Regions from separate parts of the Homo sapiens genome. Here region 2 is linked to region 1. The links are chromatin loops, found by intact Hi-C in ENCODE. Cell type or tissue: natural killer cell. All regions are shown on one strand. Each heading gives the region's core, and the rest is flanking DNA. Links, peaks and the distances in the headings are about the cores only.

Evidence for each region. A loop is a pair of places that touch in the nucleus more often than their neighbours do. Peaks named below come from ENCODE experiments on the same cell type or tissue, not always from the same donor. Only the 100,000 strongest peaks of a DNase experiment are listed, where the experiment ranks them.
Region 2: a loop joins it to region 1, with 2.2 times the contacts of the local background. A loop is called at or near these places in 3 of 110 quality-filtered maps.

What each region holds. Positions count from the first base shown.
Region 1 is chr4:2,805,891-2,817,794 of GRCh38, forward strand. All of the region lies in intron 1 of SH3BP2 (SH3 domain binding protein 2), which reads left to right. Among named protein-coding and RNA genes, the nearest start is that of SH3BP2, 19 kb to the left of the region's middle. RefSeq lists enhancers at 5,986-7,070, 6,255-6,494, 7,445-7,544 and a silencer at 8,255-8,304. In natural killer cell, for the core only: no CTCF peak of the experiment used is centred there; DNase peaks (open chromatin) are centred at 6,031, 6,361, 6,891, 8,931 and 3 weaker places; H3K4me3 peaks cover 3,583 bases; H3K27ac peaks cover 3,851 bases.
Region 2 is chr4:2,865,767-2,877,670 of GRCh38, forward strand. ADD1 (adducin 1) reads left to right here. Exons shown (of 16, transcript NM_001354761.2): 2 at 10,130-10,344. The coding sequence starts at 10,150. Among named protein-coding and RNA genes, the nearest start is that of ADD1, 28 kb to the left of the region's middle. RefSeq lists enhancers at 8,850-9,377, 9,378-9,903. In natural killer cell, for the core only: no CTCF peak of the experiment used is centred there; a DNase peak (open chromatin) is centred at 6,355; H3K27ac peaks cover 626 bases.

The DNA of each region.
Region 1 (11,904 bases), core at 1,364-9,363:
TGTGGCACTGGGAATGTGGCTCTGTCTGTGCCAAGGGCCGCGGGGAGACGCCTGTTCTGGAGGCCAGGCCCGCAGGCAGGAAGGAAAAGCACGGCCGGACGCTGAGCTGGGCGGTTCCTCCCTTCCCTTGACACTAGAGCAAGCCCAGCAGCCAGCTGCCCCACCCCCACTGCTCAAGTGAGGAAACTGAGGCTCAGAGTGGGCCACAGGCCAGGAGGAGGGGATTGAGCCAGGCTTGTTCCCACCAAAGCCTGCACGCTGACCACGGCTCTATTCTGCCTGCCAAGGTCACATGCATAGAGCGGCCCTCTCTGGTGGGAGCCACTGGGTGGGGCAGGACTGCCGCCCCTCTCGGGACCCTGCGGGGCTGGGGCATAGGGTGCCCAGGCTGGCTGCGGTGAGGGACAGTGAAACCCTTCAGGCCAGGAGAGGCGAGGCAGGGTGGGGAGGAGGTGGGCCCCAGCCTTGGGTGGGAGCCAGGAACTTGGGGTGGTGGACCCGGCCCACCCCACACATCAGGACTCTGGAGAATTTTTTCTCAAGTGATTAAAAGGTAGAAACTCGTCAGTGTTTGTGAAGAACTGAAGTGTGAATCCTGAGCCGCCTCTGCTGCTTGTGGTTTGAGACTGGAGAGTGGCTCCAGGCGAGCAGCAGTGCCAGCCGTGGCTTCCCCCAGACCCACCTCGCCTTGCCTCACTTCACTGTCTCCAGCCCCACCTCACCGTCTCCAGCCCCACCTCACCCTCACCACCCTCGGCCTGGAAGCCCGCCCTGGCCTCCTCCCTCCAGCCAGTGTACGGCCCCTGCCTGGCCAGGCCAGAGCTCCGCCTAGGGCAACCCTCTTCCAGGTGTGGAGGCCCCCGGGCAGTCCCGACTCCCATGCCCATCTCAAGAACCTTTCCTGGGGACAGAGACACCAGGCCTGAGAGAGGAAGGCCCAGTGGGGCATCCGGAGATGTGAGAACATTGCAGCTTCCCTCTGAGGACAGAGCTTGAGGGCCAAGCATCCACCAACAGCTTGGCCTTGCTCTCTGAAGCCCAGGTGCCATGCAGGCAGCTGTGCCTACAGGGCCCTTGTCTGCATTTTTCTTAATTCCCTTTGTCCGTTGCACACAGCAGTGGCCTGACCGTCTCTGCCTCCACCCTGCACCGCTCTGTGAAGCCCCTGGGGCCTCTGAGCCCCGAACACACTGCGTCTTCTGGGAACACTGCTGTCTCCAGTGCACCAGCCTTTCTCTGTTTTGCAGCGAGCAGCCTCACGTGCGTGCCCAGGGCTGGCCGGCGGCTTGTCTCACTGGGCAGAGGTCCAGGGGTGTGGAAGGGCCTCAGCTGCGGCCGTGCTGCACTCCAGTTCTTTGAAAACCTCTCTCATTGAGAGTCCAATTAGCGCTAAGTCACAATTTTTTCACTCTGAGCTCTGAAGGATGTACTGGTTACAACCTCGCTGGGGTCTGGCCTCATGTATGGACATGACAGTGAACTCATCTGTTTGTCTGTCTGTCCTTCTCTTGGGTCCTGCCATGGGCCTGGTGCCCATCTGGGCCTTGGAGATTCAGTGGGACTTGGACCCGTGGGGAGTGCCAGGGACACATGGGGTAATGCTGGTGGCAGAACTGTGCCATTGACTTGGAGATTTCAGAGAAGAGGGCAAGGTTCTAGATGGTTCCATCCTCAAAGGATGAGGGAGCGTTTGGTTTCCATGTGGAGGTGACTGCAGGTACCAGGATGGGGCAAGTGCATGACAGGTCCAGTGTCGGGGGCCCAGGGCAGGAAGGGAAAGCAGGCGCCGCACCCCATCCACGTGGACAGGGAACCAACCTCGCTGCTGCGCCGTGGTGAATGTGGCCTGAGACAAGGAAGGGCAGGCCAAAGGGGTGAACGCGAGGCCAGGAGGTGGGGTCAGCAAGCCTGGCGGGTGTGGGTCAGGCATGGCAGGTGAGGCTGGTGGACCCTGTGTGCAGGAGGGTGGGAGGTGGAGAGCCCAGCCTTCAGGAGGCTGTGGGCACCTGCGGAGGCAAGCTCAGCAGTGCCCGCCCAGGTTGGTCACAGCCTTGTGGAGCCTGTCTCTCCCTGACAGGCACGCCCACACTCGGGATCAGACTAAGTGGAGCCTGCAGTTCATCCTGGGGAAGGACTCAGGTGAGTCCCCGTGTGGATTCATTTCCTGGGGCTGCCCTAAGAAAGTTCCACACACGAGGGGCCTGAAAACAACAGAAATTTACTCTCATGATTCTGGAGGCCAGAAGTCCAAAGCTGAGGGGTCTACAGGGCTGTGTTGCCCCGGTGGCTCTGGGGAAGCCCCTTCCTCCCCTCCCAGCTTCTGCTGGTGGCCGGCGATCCTCGGTGCCCTTGGTGTGTGGCCACATCCCTCCAGCCTCTTTTCCATCCTTACATGGTCCTTTCCAGGCATCTTCTCCTACTCCATCTCTTACAGGACAGTTGCCTTGGATTTAGGGCCCACTTGGTCAATCCAGGATGTGCTGCTTAACTTAGTTACATCGAAGACCCTTTTTCCAAATAAGGTCGTGTTCACAGGTTCTGGGGATTAGGATGTGGACAAAGCTTTTGGGGGCCACCTTTCAGCCCACTACAACATGTGGCCCCAGGCAGGGTCCTTCTTTCTAGGGTTCCCTCTCCCTCTATCCCAGTTGGGTAGTGCCCAGTCCGAGTTCCCGGGAATCCTCCCAGTCCTGCATCATGGGACAGCAATCAGAATGGGGCATAGAGGGAAGGGGCTTCTGGCTGGGGAGAGCCTGGGAGGGTCCCAGGGATGGCTGTGGAGCGGACCCAGGCCCCATGGGAGGGGCTCATGCAAAACATCTTATTTTGAGAGCTTGAGATTTTCCCTGGGGGTGCCCGCCTTCCCCCAGGCTCTGTGCCCACCCACCCTCCTAGGGCTCAGTGCCCACCTTCCCCCAGGCTCTGTGCCCACCCACCCTCCTAGGGCTCAGTGCCCACCTTCCCCCAGGCTCTGTGCCCACCCACCCTCCTAGGGCTCAGTGCCCACCTTCCCCCAGGCTCTGTGCCCACCCACCCTCCTAGGGCTCAGTGCCCACCTTCCCCCAGGCTCTGTGCCCACCCACCCTCCTAGGGCTCAGTGCCCGCCTTCCCCCAGGCTCTGTGCCCACCCACCCTCCTAGGGCTCAGTGCCCGCCTTCCCCCAGGCTCTGTGCCCACCCACCCTCCTAGGGCTCAGTGCCCGCCTTCCCCCAGGCTCTGTGCCCACCCACCCTCCTAGGGCTCAGTGCCCGCCTTCCCCCAGGCTCTGTGCCCACCCACCCTCCTAGGGCTCAGTGCCCACCTTCCCCCAGGCTCTGTGCCCACCCACCCTCCTAGGGCTCAGTGCCCGCCTTCCCCCAGGCTCTGTGCCCACCCACTCTCCTAGGGCTCAGTGCCCACCTTCTCCCAGGGTTAGTGCCCTCCCTCCCTCCCTGGGCTCATTACCCACCTTCCCCCAGGTTCAGTGCCCTCCCTCCCTCCTCTGGGCTCAGTGTCCACCTTCCCACAGGCTCAATGCCCTCCCTCTCTCCCCTGGACTCAGTGCCCTCCCTGAGCTCTGCAGACCCTCCTTGGCATGTTCAGCACCTGAGCCTCTCCTGAAGGTGGCAAGCAGGTACCAGGCTGGGTACAGGGTCCCTGGGTGCCAGTCCCCATGCCACTGATCCCTAGCTTCCTCTCTGAACCCCAGAGATGCAGATGGCAACAGGACTGTCCTCTTGGGCTGTGAGCCTTGAGATGAGGCAGGTGCCGTGAGGCAGGAGGTGCCAGGGCAGGGTCAGCTCCGTGGTGGCTGCAGACACCACCCACTGTGCTGGGTGTTTGCCTTACTCCTGAGCGGGCTGAAGGCTCCCAGAACCCAGTGAAAGCTCCCTCCCTCTTCTTTTTCAGGCTGACCCTTGGCCCTCTGCCTGCCCTGCTGGCTGGCTCCCACTCATCCTGGTAAGTGCCCTGTGTCTGGCATGGTGGGAAGTCCCCAAGCCTGGCAGTTTGAGGCACCAGCTCAGGGGCAGGGGAGCAGCTGCAACTTGGGAAGGATGGAGAGGGACACCAGGGCTGCCCATTGAGGCGGCCCCGGCCATGCCCCGCTGCACACACCCCCTGCTTGGATGCAGGCGTGGGGTCATCTCCATGGTTACCGGCACAGGGTAAATGTCAAGGAGTGGCCATGGCTGAGGAGGGGAGAATGGCCTGTGTTTAGGAATATGAACGGCAGTGTCATATGCCGCAGGGATGAAGAGGAATTGAGAGAGCAATTGGAGAAGCTAAGGCCCAGAGAGGAGGGGTCTGCAGAGGTCACCCAGCAGCCCAGGACTCCCAGCTCCAGCTTCCCTCTGGGAAGATAGGGTTGGGGAAGGGGCTGGTGTGGATTTGTCCCCCACCCCCAGGGTCCCCTCACCTGGCCTGCTCCTCTCCTCTGGGCTGGACTCCCCCTGTAGCATCACAGCATTGGACCAGGGCTGTGGGGGGAATGGGCCTGGGCCAGGGTCAGGTGGGTCTTCTGCTTGCTTCTGCCTCTGCCGAGTCTATGAGTGTGGGGCTTTTGGCGGAGCAAGGGCAGGGGCGAGCCTGGCTCCTGCTTCCAGCTCAGGCCTTGTCCGCTCTTGCATTTGCCTGCCCAGTAAGGGGTGGCGTGTTCCTGAGAGCGCCGGCTGCCTCTGGGTTCTTATCTTCATGGGTTGTCATCCCTGAAGCTGTGCGTTGGCCACCTCATTGCCTGTGGATTCCTCCCAACCCTGGGGTGTGCTCACCCCAAGCCCCTTCCTCCCGTGGCTCCCTCACCCCAGCTCCTTCCAGCAAACTTCCTCCTCTATCAAAGCTGGGCCCCTCCTCTGGGAGGCGTTCCCCAGTCCAGAACCCACAGGGCCTGGTCCCTCCTCTGGACCCTGCAGCCCCAACTGTCAGAACTGCCTGCCTCATCGTCCAGGCTGGGCAGTGGCCCAGGGGTTCCTCACCTGCTGTTTGATCTCAACCCTCCTGCAAGGAGGAAAGAGAATGGGAAGAGGCCCCACTCTGTCCGTGCCCTCCTCGCTGCCCTCTGTCTGTCTGCCTGCTGTGGCCAGCCTTCTGCTGAAGGTGTGGTCTGCCCTTGGCCACCTGAGGGGACTGAGGCTGGCACAGGCTGGGGACGCCAGGGTGTCTGTGCCCATGCTAAGGAGGCCCCAGACCTAAAAGCCCAAGCTCCTCACCCTCTAGGAGACAGTGGGGTGTCTGCAGCCCAAACGGGCCCCGAGGGGGACCTTGGCAGCAGGGCTGGGGCTGCAGACACAGCTGGGGAGACGGAGCTCCTTAGCCTGGGAGCTGCCTTTTTTGAGTGACCCGACACCTAGGCTATGGGACAGCTTGGGACCTGCACAGCCGGTTACGGGGCTGGGGTCCAGGGTTTGTTGGGAGGCTGATTTCGGGGGGCCGTGCCCTAGGAAGCCTGGCGGGCAAGATGAGACCCCTGCAGCTTTGTGGCCTGTGCTCTGTGGCCTCTGTCACCCTCAAATCCTGCTGTGAGGGTGGCCCCAGGCCCCAGAAAGCCCCTTTCTCCAGCTGCCTCTGCCCAGGGGTCCTGTCCTCCCTGGGCAAGTTCTGGGAGGAGAGGGAGGGCGCTCAGCAGCCAGTGGCTAGAATCCCCATTCCCTGCTTCCGGGCTCTGGGCCTGGGCAGGGCACTGGGCTTGGTGGGGGCAGAGCAGCCCTGGGAGGGGCCGAATTCTGAGCGGGCCTTGGGGCAGGGGCCGGTGAGTACGGGAGCGTGCTTTGCCACTCAGCCATAATGTACTTTCTAGCAAACCAGATGTTAGCAGAGCTGGTGTGGTTGCGGGGACGTGAAAAGGCTGGGGATAGAGTAGGAATCGAGGAATGCCAGAGCCCAGGCCTAGTCCCTCAGTCCCTTGGTGTCAAAGGGCACAGAGATGGCCACCTTGAAATTCATAGAACCGGGTGCAAGACATAACAGCCCTCTGTGTGGCCTCAGATGGCAGAGCAGGGTGGCAGCAGCTGCCCTGGCAGGAAGAGCATGCTGGTAAGGTGACACCATCCCTGTGTGTGTTGTAAATGCTGCTCTGTGCTGGGCCTGACACCCAGGGTGCAGGTTGTTTCATGGTTTGCTAGGGAGAAGCCGAGTATTCAGAGGTGGCCCTGCGGGGAGGCAGCAGGGAGCTTCCTCCCAGGGATGCAGCTGACCTTGCGCTGGAGCCAGAGAGCCCTGGCCTCTGACCACAGGATGGGAGGGCAGGAGCAGTGGAAGGTAGGAGTTAAAACCCGGATGGTGGATGAGGGGCAGCCCTGGGCCCCAGGCAGCTTTCAGGACCTCACAGGGTAGAAGGCAGGAAGTGCCGGCTACTTGGTGCTGCCCAGGGAGCAGGGAACAGGAAGTCCCGGGTGGGGAGGAAGCACCGGCGGCCACAGGCCTCAGAAGCAGCAGGAGTGAGCTGTGGGCACAGCTGTGGGGCAGCCAGGCGCGTCAGGCCTCACATGTCTGGGAGATGTAGGCTGCCTGGGCTGGTGGCCCCTGAGCCGCATGGCCTCCCTGGGCCCCAGGACACCGGCCCCGAGCAGGTCACGAGGACGGAGGGCCATGTGTTGGGTCAGCACCATCAGGTCAGTGGGGCGGCCCCAGGACTGGGGCTCGGGAGGCGGCACTGGTCTAGCACCTGAAGAACCAGTAAGGGGGCCCCACGTGGGAGCCACAGCCTTCCTCGGGGCTGGCCGTGGGAGCCCACAGGAGGTGGCCCTGAGCCTGCAAAAGGCAACAGGCTCTGAGGAGAGTGGCCTCTGTCTGCCTTGAGAGGCCCCCGAGCTGGCAGGCACAGGGGGAGGCCAGAGAGGGAATGTGATACTTAGAACCCCCCCCACCCCCCCATCACATGCGGCCGACAGGGAGGCGGGGGCCAGCCTGCTGGGGTGGGGCCCAGGTCCGGGAACTTCTCATGATACAGCCTGCAGGGTGGCCTTGGTGTTTGGGTCCTAAGTACACACGTTGTGTATGTGAGTGTGTGTTTCTGTTGTGGGGGGGTAACGGAGAGAGCTGTACAAGGTCCCTGCTGCCCACCTGGGGAGTGCCATGCTCTGAAACCTGCAATGTGGAGGACCCGCAGGGACCTCAGGGACTGCCGGGCTGGGGCTGTGCTCGCAGAGCCCAGGCTGGGCCACCCTGCCCCTGGCCAGCAGTGCTTCTCTGGCATAGCTGGTTACTGGGCCTTTACGGGAGAATTTTGGTTTTGATTATGTTAACAGAGAAAGATTCTGGGAACAGGAAGGAAACAAGGGAAACCGAAAAGGAAGAGCAGACAGCTGTGGGGAGGCAGGGCAGCCAGGGCTCCAAGGTGGAAGCCGCCCCATCTGCACATCCCACGCCCACCACCGGCCACCCACTGTGCGCCAAGCTGGGCCGTGGCTGTGCTGGGCCGGGGGTGGTGCGTGAGCCACCATTTACTGGCTGTGTGACTTTGGCCAAGTTTCTTCGTCAGTGACTTGGGGAGGACTCTGGTTTGAAGCTCAAGGTGTTGGATGATGGGGCGATCACTGAGAAGCACAGAGCTTGGCCCACAGGGAGTGCCCAGTGCGCTCGGCACAAGGCCTGATCCTCTCCCAGCCTCTATACCCAAGTCTGTAAAATAGAAGTAAAGTATTGAGCTCAGGTGGACCCTGGTCGATTTAGTGAGCTGTGAGGTACAGCTTGGCACTGGGCCCTGGCAGGGCTGGGAGTGGTGGTGATGATTCTGTGCTCAGGCTTCAGGACACGGAGACACAGAAGACCGCACTTGACAGGTCTTGTTGGTCGTTGGAGGCTGTGTGTGTGTGAATGAGTGCTTGCATATGCATGAGTGAGTGTGATGAATGTGTATATCAGTATACATATGGGTGTGAGTGTGCACGTATGAGTAGACATGAGTGCATGAGTGTGTATGAGAACATGAGAGCGAGTGGGCATGCGGGAGAATGAGTGTGTATATATGTGTTAGTGTGGATGGTGTGAGTGTTAACTGTACATGCATGAGTGTGACAGGATGCGCATATATGAGCGTGTGAATAAAGTGCACAGGGTGACCTGGTATCTTCTCCCTTTGGGCTGGATCCCCAGCCCCAACTTGCCCTGTGGCTCCCACAAATGGGGCCAACCTGATCACCACTAACAGTAAGTCCTTGACCCTGTGGTCACATGAGGTGCTGGCTCCCTTACCACAGCCAGGATGATCCTGCAGGAGCCCAGCCTCCCAGAGCCCCCACCCTGCTCCTATGCAGGGGCTCACGCCTGTGTGCATGCGAGCTGTGCAGCTCATGTGCACGTCCTGTGTGAGTGCACCACCTGTGACATTAACTGGGTGTGCAGAGACACAGCGCACATGAGGGCCTGCACAGGCCATGACCACACACGCCACAGGGCTCATGGGGCCCCAGGGTGGTGGGAGCCACAGAGCCTGCATTAAATGGAACCCGATGGGGTGTCTCTGTGGGACTGAGCACTTTTCACCTGACTGCTCTGCCCCCCACCGCAGCAGCCTCAGGCCTTGGGGTCACCTGAACCAATTGCAACTTTGAGAGAAGGTAGGGAGATGAGCACAGAAACAGAGACCTGGAGAGTGTATCCCAGGTGCCCCGTCTTCCCTAATGTGCATGTGCACACACACACACACACGCACACACGCACAAGTGTACAGGCTCAAATGCAAATCTCCACGTGTGCACACATGCAAAGATCACATACTTTCTGGAAGGGCTCATGGAGCCCAGCAGCCACCACCAGCTTTGGCCGCCCAACGCTGGCCCATGTGTCTCCAGAGCCCTGCCCCAGAGAGCAGCTGCAGAGGTGTCAGGGGACTCTGAGAGTGGACTCCTCCATACCCACTTTACACTGGAGGAGGTGGGGGCTCAGGGGAAGGAGGGGCCCCAGGAAGGATGTGAACCCAGATCTTCAGCACTCTCCCTCACAGCTCCTGCCCATGTTAACTCAGCCGACACCGCAGCAGCATGGTGACAGGTCCCCCCAGGGTGTCTGCCTCTACAGAGGAAGGGACTGAAGCACCCAGAGAGCTGGCAGGTAGGCCTGTGGAGTCCCCTGGAATGAATGAATGGAATTTAACCATCAGGTCCCTGGAAGAGGGGCTGGGCACTGAGAAGCACAGCCAGGGAGGCCTGGCCAGCTAGGAGTGTGGGTGCTCCTTGGGGATGCCCCCTGGTTTTCCCGAGCACAAGTGGGGCCAGATTCTGTGAGCTGGGCTGAACTTCCCCAAGAGCAGCATGGTCACCACGGCCTCCATGGCCCATCATCACCCTCAGCCTCAGCCGACCTTTCCCCTTTCTGCTCTCAGCCTGGCCTGGCACTGGGCTCCTGGCCAGGTATCACCCCCTGGCACAGGGCAGGGCCAGGTGGGGCAGAGGATAGTAAGGTGGCAGGGGTGGGTTTCCCCTTGAATGGCCCCTCCTCTGGAGAGGGGCTGTGGGTGTCAGCGTCTGTCCCTGAAGCGAGGAATTCCCAGGGGAGGTGAGGGTGCCACATGACCTGCCCTTGTCATGACCTGTCCCCCTGCCCAGGGTCAGCTGATGATCACCTAAGAGCCTTCATCCTGCCCACAGCGGGACAGCAGCCAGGCAGGAACGAGCCCCTCACAGGCCTGCCCCTATCTGGCCACTGAGCTGGACCCATGTAGGACTGTAACCTGTCCCTGTAACTCTTCCTGCTGAGCCTTGTCCAGGTGTGGAGCCAGGAGGAGGTGGTGGGTTCCATCTGTCCTCACAGTGGCTCCTCCCACTTTGACACACAGGCCAGGTCTTATAGCTTTTGGGTGGCGGGGGCACAGTGGGGTGTGATGCCCCAGGGTAGGGGCTCTGTTTCAGCTTCCTGTGCCTTCCAGGCAACTTGCAGTCCCTGTCACCCACAGGGTGAACATTCCATCCTTCTTTTGGGGCTACCTGGGTGTCCCCCCTGGGCTGGGTCTGAGCTGGTGAGGATGGGAGACAATGACCAACTAGTGTGGTCAGTGTTAGGGGCAGAGAAGGCTATGCTAGCCCCAAGGGAGGGACACAGGACTCCAGAGAGGTTATGGGAGACTGCCTGGAAAAGGGAACGCTTGAACTAACTCTTCCTTTCATTTTTGGATTGTTGCTAGTATATAGAAATAGAATTGATTTTTGTATGTTGATCTTATATCCTGCCACCTTGCTGCTCATTTATTCTAATAATTTTTTTTTTTTGAGATGAAGTCTCATTCTTGTTCCCCAGGCTGGAGTGCAATGGCGCAATCTCGGCTCACTGCTACCTCCACCTCCCGGGTTCAAGCGATTCTCCTGCCTCAGCCTCCCAAATAGCTGGGATTACAGGTGCCTGCCACCTGGTATTTTTAGTAGAAATGGGGGTTTCACCATGTTGGCCACGCTGGTCTCGAACTCCTGACCTCAGGTGATCTGCCCGCCTCAGCCTCCCAAAGTGCTGGGATTACAGGCGTGAGCCACTGCGCATGGCTATTCTAATAATTTTTAAGTGGATTCCTTGGGATTTTCTGTATGTAAAATAATCTAATCAGTGAATAATTGTTCTTTCTTTCCATTCTGGATACCTTTTATTTCTTTTTATTGCCTAATTACTCTGGTGAGAATCTCCAGTACTATGCTGAATAGAAGTAGAGCAGACATCCTTTCCTTGTTCCTGTTCTTGGGGGAAAAACTTTCAGTCTTTTACCACTAGGTATGTTAGCTGTGGGTTTTTCATAGAACCCTTTATCAGATTGAGGAACTTCCCTTCTATTCCTGGTTTGTTGACTCTTCTTATCATGGAGGAGTGTTGAATTTTGTCAAACACTTGTTCTTCGTCTATCAAAATCATGTGGTTGTCCTTTATTCTATTGATATGGTGTATTACATTAATTGTTTTGAATATTAAACCATCCTTGTATTCCTGGGATAAATCCCACATGGTCTTGGTGTAGAATCCCTTTTATATGTTGCAGGATTCAGTTGGCCAGTATTTTGTTGAGGATGTTTATGTCTATACCCATAAGGGATATTGGTTTGTAGTTTTATTGTGATGTCTTTGTCTGGTTTTGGTATTGGGATAATGCTGCTCTCATAGAATGAGTTCCCTCCTCTTCTATTTTCTGGAAGTTTGTGAAGGATCCATGTTCTTTTGAGCCAACTCTTGATGGCTGGGTTAGTTCAGTTTCAACTTTAGGCTGTGGCAACAGCAGGGGCTGAGGCCTGCAAGTGGGTGCTTGCTCGATTCAGGTAACTGGAGCCATAGGGTCTGGCTGGCGTAAGAGCACAGAAGGTAGAGGGCAGGAGTGGCTGAATCAGGAAGGGCCAGGTTGGCATGAGGAGGCCCTAGAGGTTTAGCACTGAGCAGTGATGGGAATGGTGTGCGTGTTGATTCTGTGCTGGGTGGAGGGGGCTGGAGGCAGAGGAAGCCTGAGGAGAGGAAGTGGAGGGGGTTGCCAAGAGGCAATGGAGAGGGGCCTGGCAGGGCGGCTGGAAGGAGGTGGGATCCTTGAGGCAGGCCAGACAAGGGCACTGAGAACAGAGGCACAGAGATGGGACAGAGCCTCGAAGGCTGGGTGCAGTGGGAAGAAGTCCAGATAGCGGGCCTGAGGTGGGGCCTTGAAACCAGGGTGGGTGCCCAGGATGGACAGCTAGGTAGGGTCAGGCCCAGGCTGTTAGAGCCACACCTGCATCTGGCCCATCTTGGTGGCAGCTTGTTTGCAGGTGGAAGATGGAGGAGGCAGGATGCCTGGGAGGCCAGCAAGGGCCTCTGCCGGCCTTTGGCCACCCCAGGGGACTCTCCTGGGTGAGGTGCCTGCGTTTGGGCAAGCAGGTGGGAGGTGCCAAGGACCAGACCCCTGGCTCCTTGGAGAATCCGGGGCTGGAGGCCCATGGAGTCCCGCAGGAAAGTGGAGAAGGTGAGGGCGGGGCACGTGCCCGATCCCTT
Region 2 (11,904 bases), core at 1,792-9,791, 60 kb after region 1:
GTTTCAATAAAAAGATTTTGAAAGATTTCATCACTTCAACAAAACTATAGTTAAAAAATTAAAATATTATATTAATTGAAGGACAGTAACAGTATAATGAGGGAGCAAAAATAGAGAAAGTAGCTGACATTGCCAGAAGATAAGTCAAATTCTGCTTTTTCCCACATGTAATTGTTCAGGACATGTGGCTCAGAATATGTGAATTAGTATAGTAACTACAGCAGAGTCTCTCTGGGTTGTGTTATTTGCTCAATTGCGAGATAGCATACTTATAAAATTATTTCTAGATTCACTCCTGAAATCTTAACTGCAGTCTGCTTTGTGGAATTTCTTCTTGGAAGAACTTGTTTAAGAGTATGCTGATTGATATTTGTTCATGGGCCATCTGAAGATTCTGGATGTTATTTTATTTTATTTTTTGAGGCAGTCTCCCTCTGTTCCCCAGGCTGGAGTGCAGTAGCACAATCTCGGCTTACTGCACCCTTCGCCTTCCGGGTTCAAGCAATTCTCCTGCCTCAGCCTCTGGAATAGCTGGGACTACAGGCACGCACCATCACACCCAGCTAATTTTTTGTGTGTGTGTATTTTTAGTACAGACGGGGTTTCACCATGTTGGCCAGGCTGGTCTCAAAGTCCTGACCTCAGGTGATCTGTCCGCCTTGGCCTCCCAGAGTGCTGGGATTACAGGCGTCAGCCTCTGTGCCTGGCCTGGAGGTTATTTTAAATCGTTTTTTTTTTTTGGGATGAAAACAAATTTTGTTAAAATTAGTAATACAGAATGATTTTGTGTTCTTTTATCATTCATTCATTTACCAAATATTTATTGAGGCCTGTTCTGTGCTAAATGGTGGGGAGATGGTGCTGAACTACACAGAAGAGCCCCAGTATGCCTGCTAGCTCTTCCCGTGTTTACATTTTGATTTTCTGTGCTGCAATACAGTAGATGAGCTTGGCATTGAGAGTGAGTAGTCTTGGATTTAGGTTTTGAGCCGGCCATTTATTTATTGTGAGACCTCTGAAGCTTAAAACTCTGAGCCAGCACACCTGTAATCCCAATACTTTGGGAAGCCAAGGTGGGTGGATTGCTTGAGCCCAGGAGTTCAAGACCAGCCTGGGAAACTTGGTGAAACCCCATCTCTACAAAAAATATAATAATTATCTGGGCATGGTGGCACGCTCCTGTAGTCCCAAGCTACTTGGGAGGCTGAGATGGGAGGATCACTTGAGCCCGGGGGCAGAGGTTGCAGTGAGCCAACATCACGCCACTGCACTTCAGCCTGGATGACAGAGCAAGACCCAGTCTGAAAAAGAAAGAAAGAAGGAAAACCCACAAAAACACTGAGTCAGTCTTGATCTGCACATGGAGGAATCTTGCAGGGTGGTTGGAATTAACGAGTGTGTGTGAGAACATTGTTCTCTGCAGTGGTCTTTATAGGGTCTTTAGACAATTCGTGGTCACTTTTCTGGATCCCTTGCATTTTCTAGCTGCATTTTCCTCAACTGGGTTTGGGAAAAATTAGGTCTGGAGTTTGGGATGGGGAGCTGTTTTTACTTTACAGGTGAGGTAACTCCATACGTGTTGAAGTTTTATAGGAGTATGAGTGGAACCAACCTCTGATTTTTGGCTCAGTACTGACCCTTGGACTGGAGAGTCCTGTTGTCAGCAACAAGAACACAGTTTAATGAGAAGCAATTAAGAGTGCGGTCTCCAAACCATAGTCTTAATTTCAGATTCTTGCTTCTCCACTTACTGCCTACTAAACCTTAAGCAAGTAACTGGAATATCTCTCATAACATACCATAGGATTAATTAATGCTGTAGTTAAAAGAAAAACAACACCAGCTATGTAATTGTATAAAAGACTTAATAAAATGTGGATGATTTAGGCTGGGAAGCCGTTAACTAACCATTCATCATAAAAGGGAGGAAGCAAGAGGACCCACTTGAGTAGGCTGGGACAAATTGCTGTGGTTCAGTTTTACTTTTTGCTTTTGTTTCTAATTGGAGCTGTTTTGAGACATCCTGATTGTCAGAGAGAATGTGGATTAGAGGGAGGAGGAGGAGCTCTGGAGTCAGGCAGCCCGAGTTCAGACTCCAGCAACCCCATTACTGGCTGCTTAACTGTGTTGTGCCTTATCTGCAGAAAAAATGAGTTAAAACACACATAGTGAGCAGTGATAACTGTAGCTGTGATTATTTGAAAGGGGCCTTTTGAGCAGCTGCTTCTGCAAGAGGACATCCGGAGACACAGGAATAGAAATGATCCGATCAGAGTAATTAAAGGCTTTTAACTGAGCTCTGAGGTCCCAAACAGGGCACACTCCGTCAGCCTAAAGCTGTGAAGAAGAACCTTCAACATAAGGTGGGTGTTCTCTTTTAGGGTGGTGGAGAACTGTGTCATTAGGCTAGTACTGTAAGCAGTGGGGGGTTAGAGCTTAACTACGGTTGTGTTTGGGAGATAGCGCCAGATGTTGGGCTCCCTCCTGCCAGTAGATTACAGGGATTTCCTTTGCATTGGCTGGTGCTGCAGCCTTCCAGTATTGCAGGTTTCCAAGTGTTTGTAATGAATTTCTGGCCAGGGCGTCCATGTCTCTTGGTGCTGGCCAGGGTGTGTGCTGACGGCTGCACTGTTCCCAGCCCTCTGCCTGGATTTAGTCTTCAGTGTCGGAGCCCCCAAGTCTGTTTACAATCTTGTTACTCTTTCCAGCGAACTCTCCACCTTCTGTTTCACTGCGTATTTCCTGACGATGCAGTTTCATTTTGGATGCAGACCTCTTGGAGCCCTTTGTCCCAGGGAAGTTAGATGTCCCTTGTGGCAAATACCCTCCTTCGGGAATAAACAGTCTCATTTGAGCCCCTGCTATGTATGACACACTCCCCCAGGGCCCTTGTACAAACATGAGTTAGAAATGTATTGTCCCTGTATTTCACAGGCCCACAGACCAGTGATGGAGCAAGTATGTACCCAGATAATTTATCCGCATATGATTTGGTCCTGTTTGAAAGTGGCCATGGGAGAGGTGGGAATGGTGTATGTTGACACACAGGAGTCCAGGTGCCAGGCTTGGGGCGTGGGGAACCTTCATAGAGCGGGAAGCATTCGAGTTGGATATTGAGAATGAGTGGGGGCTGAAAGGTTTAGAATAGAGAGAATAGTTAAATTAGGTCATTAAAAATATGTGGAACACCTGCTGGGTGCCAGGTACTGCATGTGAAATCAGACGACGGTTGACTGCGCTCACTCTGCTGTGTTTTCTGTGCTACTCCCTAAAGCTCAGTAGATGTTTATTCACCAGGTGACTGCTGCCTTCCCCAAGCCACCTGGCAGTCACGTTTTACCTCTGAAATCATCTCAGTGAAGCTTTCCTGACAGCCCCTCTCTATGAGTTTCCTAGAGCTGCTGTAACAAAGTGCCACAGACCAGGGGCTTAAACAACAGTAATGTGTCATCTCACAGTTCTGGAGGCTAGAAGTCTAAGATCAGGGTGTGGGCAGGGCTGGTTCCTCCCGAGGCTGTGAGGGAGAATGGGCCCCATCCTAGCTCGGTAGTCGGCAGTCCTTGGCGTTTCTTGGCTTGAGGAAGCACTGCGTCCACCTCTGCCTTCATCTACACTTAGTTCTCCCTGTGCGTGTCTCTTTGTCCGCATTTTCCGTTTTATAAGGACATAAGTCATTTTGGATTAGGTCTGCCTTGTGGACCCCATCTTAACTAATTACATCTGTAGCGACCCTATTTCCAAATAAGGGCATATTCTGAGGAACTGGGGGTTAGGGCTTCAACATGTGAATTTTGGGGAGTGGACACAGTCCAACTCATAATATCCTCTCTCAGTTCTTTCTACCTCCCACTCATGGACACTTTCCCCCTGCTGATATACTGTAAGTGGAGTTCTGTCATGCACTGAGAGAATTTTGTTTGTTATCTCCTGCTCTTCGTATTTTTCAGTCTCTGGTGCCTTGCATGTAAGGTGGAAGGTGTCTCCAGTGCAAATTTATTATGCGCCAGGAGTTAGTAGAAATAAGGGAAGATACTGCAGAGATCACCTCTCTTCTTGGTCTCCTATTGACAATTCCAAAGGCTCTCTGGAGTCGGGTGCCAGGTGGCCAAGGACATTACCAGGGGATACCACTTTCATTATCTCCTTTTTCCCACGGAGCAGTAATTCATTATTAGCTGACAATCAAAGAGCATTAGAAATCTGACAAGATCCTTTGGGTCCTCTAGCAGGCATTTTACACGGAGGCTTTCTTTAATGGCTCTCTTCTTCCTAGTTTCAGCCGTAAGTTTTCATGTTCCAGCTTTAGGGATTCAAAAGTAAATCATGTGAATGCTGGGAATAGTTACCCTTAGCAAAGATGTCTGTGCCAGAAGGGAGATGCCAATAAATAATTGAATCTGTCCAAAAGTTTCAGAATTCCCTCATTATATATTTGAGAGAAGCAAAAATTTGTCTGGTATCTGACCTGAGGTTTAGTTACACATTAATAAAGATGGATCATCCCAGGGCTGCAGTACTTCTGCTAAGAAAGAATATTCCAGCATAACCTTTGTTATTTCCGAGTCAGTAAATAATGTACTAGGTAGAGTGGTGTTTTCTGGGACATTAGAAAAGAGACGTTATTTGGACTAAATAGTGCTGTTCAGTCAGGATTTTCTTCAATGCCATTTAGCAAACCAACTGTCCTTAGTCTGTCCAGCTAGCAAGAATTTGTATAATGCAACAGAGAGTGCTGTTCAGTCAGGATTTTCTTCAATGCCATTTAGCAAACCAACTGTCCTTAGTCTGTCCAGCTAGCAAGAATTTGTATAATGCAACAGAGTACTTTACAGTTTTCACACTTTAAATGTCACAGGAGGGGTTCTTCACTAGGCTTCTGGAACCTAGTCTAGCAAAATTAGAGGAAAGGCCCTAAGGAGATTTATCTCTGTTAAGAGAAAAAGTTAACATTTTCAGGCTAAATAGTTGAATCTACTGAAGATAACAAATAATGTCTACTATTTCAACCCTCCAAAGATTGAAGAGTGTTAGGATTGTCATTTGTGTTTTTTTGTGGGGTAGTTGAATAAAATTGGGCAGCTAAAATTTTCAGTTCCATGTGCCTCCTAAACAAAAAACAAAGTAAGTAGTTTGTGAATTGACTGTAGACAAAATAGAAACTATGCTGCATGCTGTTTTTTTTGTAAACAGATGACATTTTCTTTCTTTTTTTTTTTTTTTGAGCTGGAGTCTCGCTCTGTCACCCAGGTTGGAGTGCAGTGGCATGATCTTGGCTCACTGCAATCTGTGCCTGCCGGGTTCATGCCATTCTCCTGTCTCAGCCTCCCGAGTAGCTGGGACTACAGGTGCGCGCCACCACACCCGGCTAATTTTTTTTTGTATTTTTAGTAGAGATGGGGTTTCACCGTGTTAGCCAGGATGGTCTCGATCTCCTCACCTCGTGATCCACCCTCCTCGGCCTCCCAAAGTGCTGTGATTACAGGCGTGAGCCACCGTGCCTGGCCAACAGATGACATTTTCTAACCAGGCACATGCCATCCAATTTACCTGTCGATCATACCATTGTATAAAGCAGCAGAACTGAAGGGGAAATATGATTGTTAAACACACTGAATTGCTTTTATGTCATTTGAGATAGTTGGTGTAAGTGTCTTGACTTTTTATATTTGGAAACATTAAATAAAAACATAAATTTTTTAAAAAGGGATGTTAAGATAGCTGTTCATCCTGATCTTAGTAGTATCAGTCTGAAAAAGCATGCTGAAATATCTTCATCTGAAGGCCGGCAGAGACCAGCTCATGTAAGGTCTGGAGGTGCTTTCTTCTGAGAGCAAGAAGAATCACGGAGCGTTTCAAACACATACAAAATAGACAGCACGGTGTGATGAGTCCTGCTCTAACCTTCATCCAGTGTCAGTGGTTAGCTCATGGCTAGTCTTATGTAACTTCATTTCCCCTTGCCCCCATATAAGTTTTAGGCACATTTCAGATGTCATTTTATCCAGAAACATTTCTGTATCTAATATAATCCTAGTAATACTACACCTAAAATGTAAAACTAATTTCTTAATACCATCAAAATCTAGCTAGTGTTCAAATTTCTAGTTGTCTCAAATGTCACTTTTAGATTTTTATTTTACAGTTTGTTTCAATCAGGATCCTACTAAGGTCCACATATTAGTTCTCAGATTTTAAGCAGAGGAGTGAGTGACATGATCTGACTTACATTAAAACTCTCTATGGCCAAGTTTTAGAGAATGGATTGTTGTGGGGGTTGTTAAGAGACTGGAAGTAGAGAAACCAATTAGGAGGCCGTTGAGTGTCCAGGAAGTGAGTGATGACAACTTGGATTTGAGTGACATCTGGGGGATGGGAGATGTGGAGGAAGCAGATGTCACTTGGGCAGGCCATACTTATTTGTCACGGTTCATCCAGATTTTTGTTTTCTGTTGTCTGTGTTTATTTGAAAATATTGTTCCCAAAGATTTCATTAATTTAGCTATCAATATATTGTTGATGGTGAAATCTTAAAATGTATTACATAAGTAAAATCAAAGCAACATTATAGAATATTGAGATAGAGAAACATTCATCCATACTTTAATCAACTTACTCAAATTTATTCCAGCTTATTTGCCATTATATCATTTTGCCAGTGTATAATTATGGCATTACATAATAGAATAAGAAATATAGTTTGCCACTTAATATGTTTTATACTCTTTTATCTGTATTATGCTAAAGAGTCTCTGTAGTTACATGATATTGTATTGAGCAGATTTTAATGTTTATGTTACATTTATTTATTTGAGTCAGGGTCTTGCTCTGTCACCCATGCTGGAGTGTAGTGGTGCCATCATGGCTCTCTGCAGCCTTGACCTCCCAGGTCGAGTGATCCTCTCTCCTCGGACTCCTGAGTAGCTGAGACTACAGGCGTGTGCCATCACTCCTGGCTAATTTTTTTGATTTTTTTTGTTGAGATGCAGTCTTTACTATGTAAGCTAGACAGCTTGGAACTCCTGGGCTCAAGTGATCTTCCCACATCAGCTTCTCAAAGTGCTGGGATTACAGGCATGAGCCACCACGCCTGACCTGTTCCTACTTTTAAAATTATTTTATTTTAAATTAGTTTAAATTTATTCTAAGATACTATGAAAAATGTTCCAGAAGTTAGTTTTTTGCATGTTTTTCCCTTTCTCTCTCTTTTTTTAACTTTTTGATTAAATAATATTATTATTATTTTTTAAGACGGAGTCTTACTCTGTTGTTCAGGCTGGAGTGCAGCGGCATGACTCAGCTCACTGCAAACTTTGCCTCCCAGGTTGAAGTAATTCTTGTGCCTCAGCCTCCTGAGTAGCTGAGATTACAGGTGCGTGCCCCCACGCCCCGCTAATTTTTGCATTTTTATTAGAAACAGGGTGTCACCATGTTGCCCAGGCTGGTTTCAATCTCCTGAGCTCAGGCATCCACTTGCCTCGGCCTCCCAAAGTGCCAGGATTACAGACATGTGCCACTGTACCCAGCAAATAATAACTTCTCTGTAGAGATTTTACTTGAAAACTAAGTTGATGAAACCTGCAGTCATAATTGATAAAAATGAAGGACAGGTTTGTACTGCAAAGTAGAATTATGCTTAATCTTGATTACTGGGCTCAGAATGTGTATACTTTCATTTTGATTTACATTTATAGACTTCCTTATTGAAGGAATGGAGCATGTATATACCTGGCCTGCAGTGTTTATCTTATCCCATTCACACAGCAATTTGTAACTAGGGGAAAGTAATACCTGCCTTATCTTAAATATGATGGTTTTACAAAGATTCCTGTCTTTCACTGTCTTCTGGGAACCAGGAAATAGCTATAGTTACCTCTAAAATATACCCTCATATCCTTTTTTACCGATGAAAATGGCTTATAATTGGGACTCATAATGATTTTCTTTGGTCTTTTATTGTTTTTGAAACACGAAGCAGAACATTTTTATTATTGGCTCAGAATGTTCAGCTTTAATTACATCTAATGAGGAAATATTGCCAGATAACTCTTATTGTTTTGTTCTTTGGTCATTCTTTTGGAAGGTTTACAATAAATAGATTGGGTAACCAGAATAAATTAAACAATTTAAAGGATATAAATAGAGAAGAATAAGTTTCAGAGATTCCACTTAGGCTGGGCTCTTGCCTGTAATCCCAGCACTGTGGAAGTCTGAGGCAGGAGGATCACTTGAACCTAGGAGTTTGAGACCAGCCCGGGCAACATAGTGAGACCTCATCTCTACCAAAGAACTAAAAAAAAAATAGCCAGGTGTGGTGATGTGGGCCTGTAGTCTCAGCTATGCAGGAGGCTGAGGCAGTGGGATGGCTTGAGAGCCCACAAGTTCCAGGCTGTAGTGAGCTATGATTGCACCACTGCATTCCAGCCTGGGTGGCAGAATAAGGCTCTGTCTCAAAAACAAAGAGAAAAAAGATTCCACTGAGGTCATTAGTTCGTTTATTCTATGTTGATGTTTAGTCCCCCAATTGTTTTCATGTTTTGCCTTTAAGTTCTCGAAGTAGTGGCTGGGGGCGGTGGCTAACGCCTATAATCCCAGCACTTTGAGAGGCCTAGGCGGGCGGATCACCTGAGGTCAGGAGTTCGAGACCAGCCTGGCCAACATGGTGAAACGCCGTCTCTACTAAAAATACAAAAATTACCCGGGTGTGGTGGCACGTGCCTGTAATCAAAGCTACTCGGGAGGCTGAGGCAGGAGAATCACTTGAACCTGGGAGGCGGAGGTTTCAGTGAGCCGAGATCATGCCACTGCACTCCAGAATGAGCGACAGAGTGAGACTGTCTCAAAAAAAAAAAAAAAGAAAGAAATACTGCCACTTTAAGCATATTTTTATCTTATCTTTACATTTAGAACAGAAATATCAAATTGATCTTTTTCTTAAAAAAAAACACTAATTTCTTCAACTGATTCTTTGGTTATTGGTTCCACAATAAAAATATCTTTTTTGCATAATAAACTCTACTTTATAGGCTTGTTATCCAAAGTGCGGTTCAAGTTCAGCAGCATTGGTATCACTTGGGAATTGATGAGACATGCAGAATTTCAGGCCCCACTCCAGACCTAATGAATCTTAATTTGTGTATTAATTCAATTCCCAGGTGGTTCATATGCACATTTGAAAGCTAACAGGGCGTGGTGGCTCATGCCTGTGATCCCAGCACTTTGGAAGGCCAAGGTGAGAGGATTGCTTGAGGCCAGGAGTTTGAGACCAGCCTCTGCAACTCAGGGATACCCCCATCTCTACAAAATTTTTAAAAAATTCGCCGGGCATGGCGGTGCACGCTGATAGTCCCAGCTGCTTGGGAGGCTTAGGTGGAAGGATCACTTGAGCCTGGGAGGTTGAGGTTGCAGTGAGCTGTGACTGGGCCACTGCCCTCCAGCCTCGGTGGCAGAACAAGACCCTGTTCCCCTCCCCCCGAGAAAAGAATGTAATGTCAGTAGCCATATTCACAGAATTTTAAATTTGAGCCATCTTGGCATGTTAGGTTATTAACAAACTGAGCATCTTGACCTCAAATTGCTGGTACCTGCCATTGTTCTTTTAACCAGAAAGGAGCTGTTAGGGAGGAACATTTACCATTTTGTGAGTTATGTGTGAGTGGCTTCTCTTCTGTTGATCTGTTTGTGGGATCCTTTGCAAAACCACTGCTGGTACCTTATGGGAAAAAAAATCAGAAATCAAATTTCTTTTGGAATAAACTGTGCTGTTCTTAGCAGATCTTGTCTGTGTGGAACAAATCATGTCTGTAAAGAATCACGTGGTCAAAAGTTTAATATTTAGTTCTTTTTGGATTTGTCAGAGGACTTAATTGCTTTGTTAGATTGTTGTCTTGTTCTCCTCTTTGGAACAATGGCTAGGACAAAACACAGCATTGGTTAGTGGGAGGGTGGGAGGTGGTTGATCAGCCATGTGCCTCTGAGGCCACAAAGAAGCCTCACAGGTCATGGTTTCCACTGTCAGTTGGTCATTACATCCTCCTGTTGAAGATTGTGTTTACCAAGCTCATGTGCTCATCATGAAACACTGTTAGACATTGATTTGAAAACAATAATTTCTTTTATTTTGATTCTGTAGGAACCTAGAAAGATTGTACAATGAATGGTGATTCTCGTGCTGCGGTGGTGACCTCACCACCCCCGACCACAGCCCCTCACAAGGAGAGGTACTTCGACCGAGTAGATGAGAACAACCCAGAGTACTTGAGGGAGAGGAACATGGCACCAGACCTTCGCCAGGACTTCAACATGATGGAGCAAAAGAAGAGGGTGTCCATGATTCTGCAAAGCCCTGTGAGAAGAGAAGTCTTTTCTCTGACCAGATGTCATCTTTCCTTTTCTAATACTTCAGGTCTTATGCCCTGTTGTATGAGTGGCATAGTTCATTGATCTTATCACAGGAAATCAGTGCCTTGAGTATACGTATATGGTTGTTGAAAGAATTCAGTTCAGTTCATGTTATCAGACATCATAAATGAAAAATCTTCAGTGTCGTAAAGGATAGGAAGTGTTAATTTCTCCTTTTTACTCTTGTGACTTTTCTAGAGGGTCCTTATATATTGGGGCAATTTTTAAATTACAATTAAAAAAATACCTAGCTTAGGCTGGGTGCGTCGGCTCAAGCTTGTAATCCCAGCACTTTGGGAGGCCGAGGTGGGTGGATCACTTGAGGTCAGAAGTTCGAGACCAGGCTGGCCATCACGGTGAAACCCTGTCTCCATTAAAAATACAAAAATTGGCCAGGCGCGGTGGCTCACGCCTGTAATCCCAGCACTTTGGGAGGCCAACATGGGTGGATCACGAGGTCAGGAGATCGAGACCATCCTGGCTAACACGGTGAAAACCCATCTCTACTAAAAATACAAAAAAAAATTAGCCAGGCGTAGTGGCGGGCGCCTGTAGTCCCAGCAACTCGGGAGGCTGAGGCAGGAGAATGGCGTGAACCCGGGAGGCGGAGCTTGCAGTAAGCCGAGATCATGCCACTGCACTTCAGCCTGGGTGACATAGAGAGACTCCGTCCCAAAAAAAAAAAAAATTAGCCGGGCATAGTGGCGCATGCCTGTAATCCCAGCTACTCGGGCGGCTGAGGCAGGAGAATCACTTGAAACCGGGAGGCGGAGGTTGCAGTGAGCGGAGATTGTGCTACTGCACTCCAGCCTGGGCAACAGAGCGAGACTCTGTCTCAAAAAAAAAAAAAAAAAACCCTAGCTCAGTCTCCTGGGTGTATGGTCAGCCTTAACAGTACCTGCTAATTGATTGATACCTTTAGTTAGAGTCAGCATTTTGAGCCACAGTCATGGCCAACTGAGTGTTTTCCAGATTGCACCTTTAATCAGGTCGTTGTATCTGCGTAGTTTTCTCATGTTGCTGCTGCTGCCTTTGTGTGTGCATCATCCTTTTTTGTCCCTTCTTCTTCTGATTTGTTCTTACTGTGCCCCTTCATACCAGGGGAGTGTCATTTGGCAGAAGTTTATTGATTTTCTTAAAAAAAACAAAAGATGTTGATTGTCTCTTATGTGCTGTTTAAGGAACTGGGCATTTAGCAGTAAACTAGACATACAAGGCCTTTAGTAGATTTTGTTTAGTTGTTGTTACTGAGTTATAACTTACATAAAGTACACAAATCTTAAGTATATAGCTTGGTGAATTTTGACATAAATGTTGCTTCTGTAACTACCCAGATCAAGTCTTGGACTTTACATTCTAGTCGAAGGAAATAAACAATAAAGAACAAGCAGGAGGGCAATGCAGAAAGCAGTAGGATGATTAGATTAAGTGTGACTGTGGTCAGAAAGGCTGTTCTCAGGAGGGAAGGTTTAATCTGAACTCAATGACAGGAAGGAGCCAGTCTTT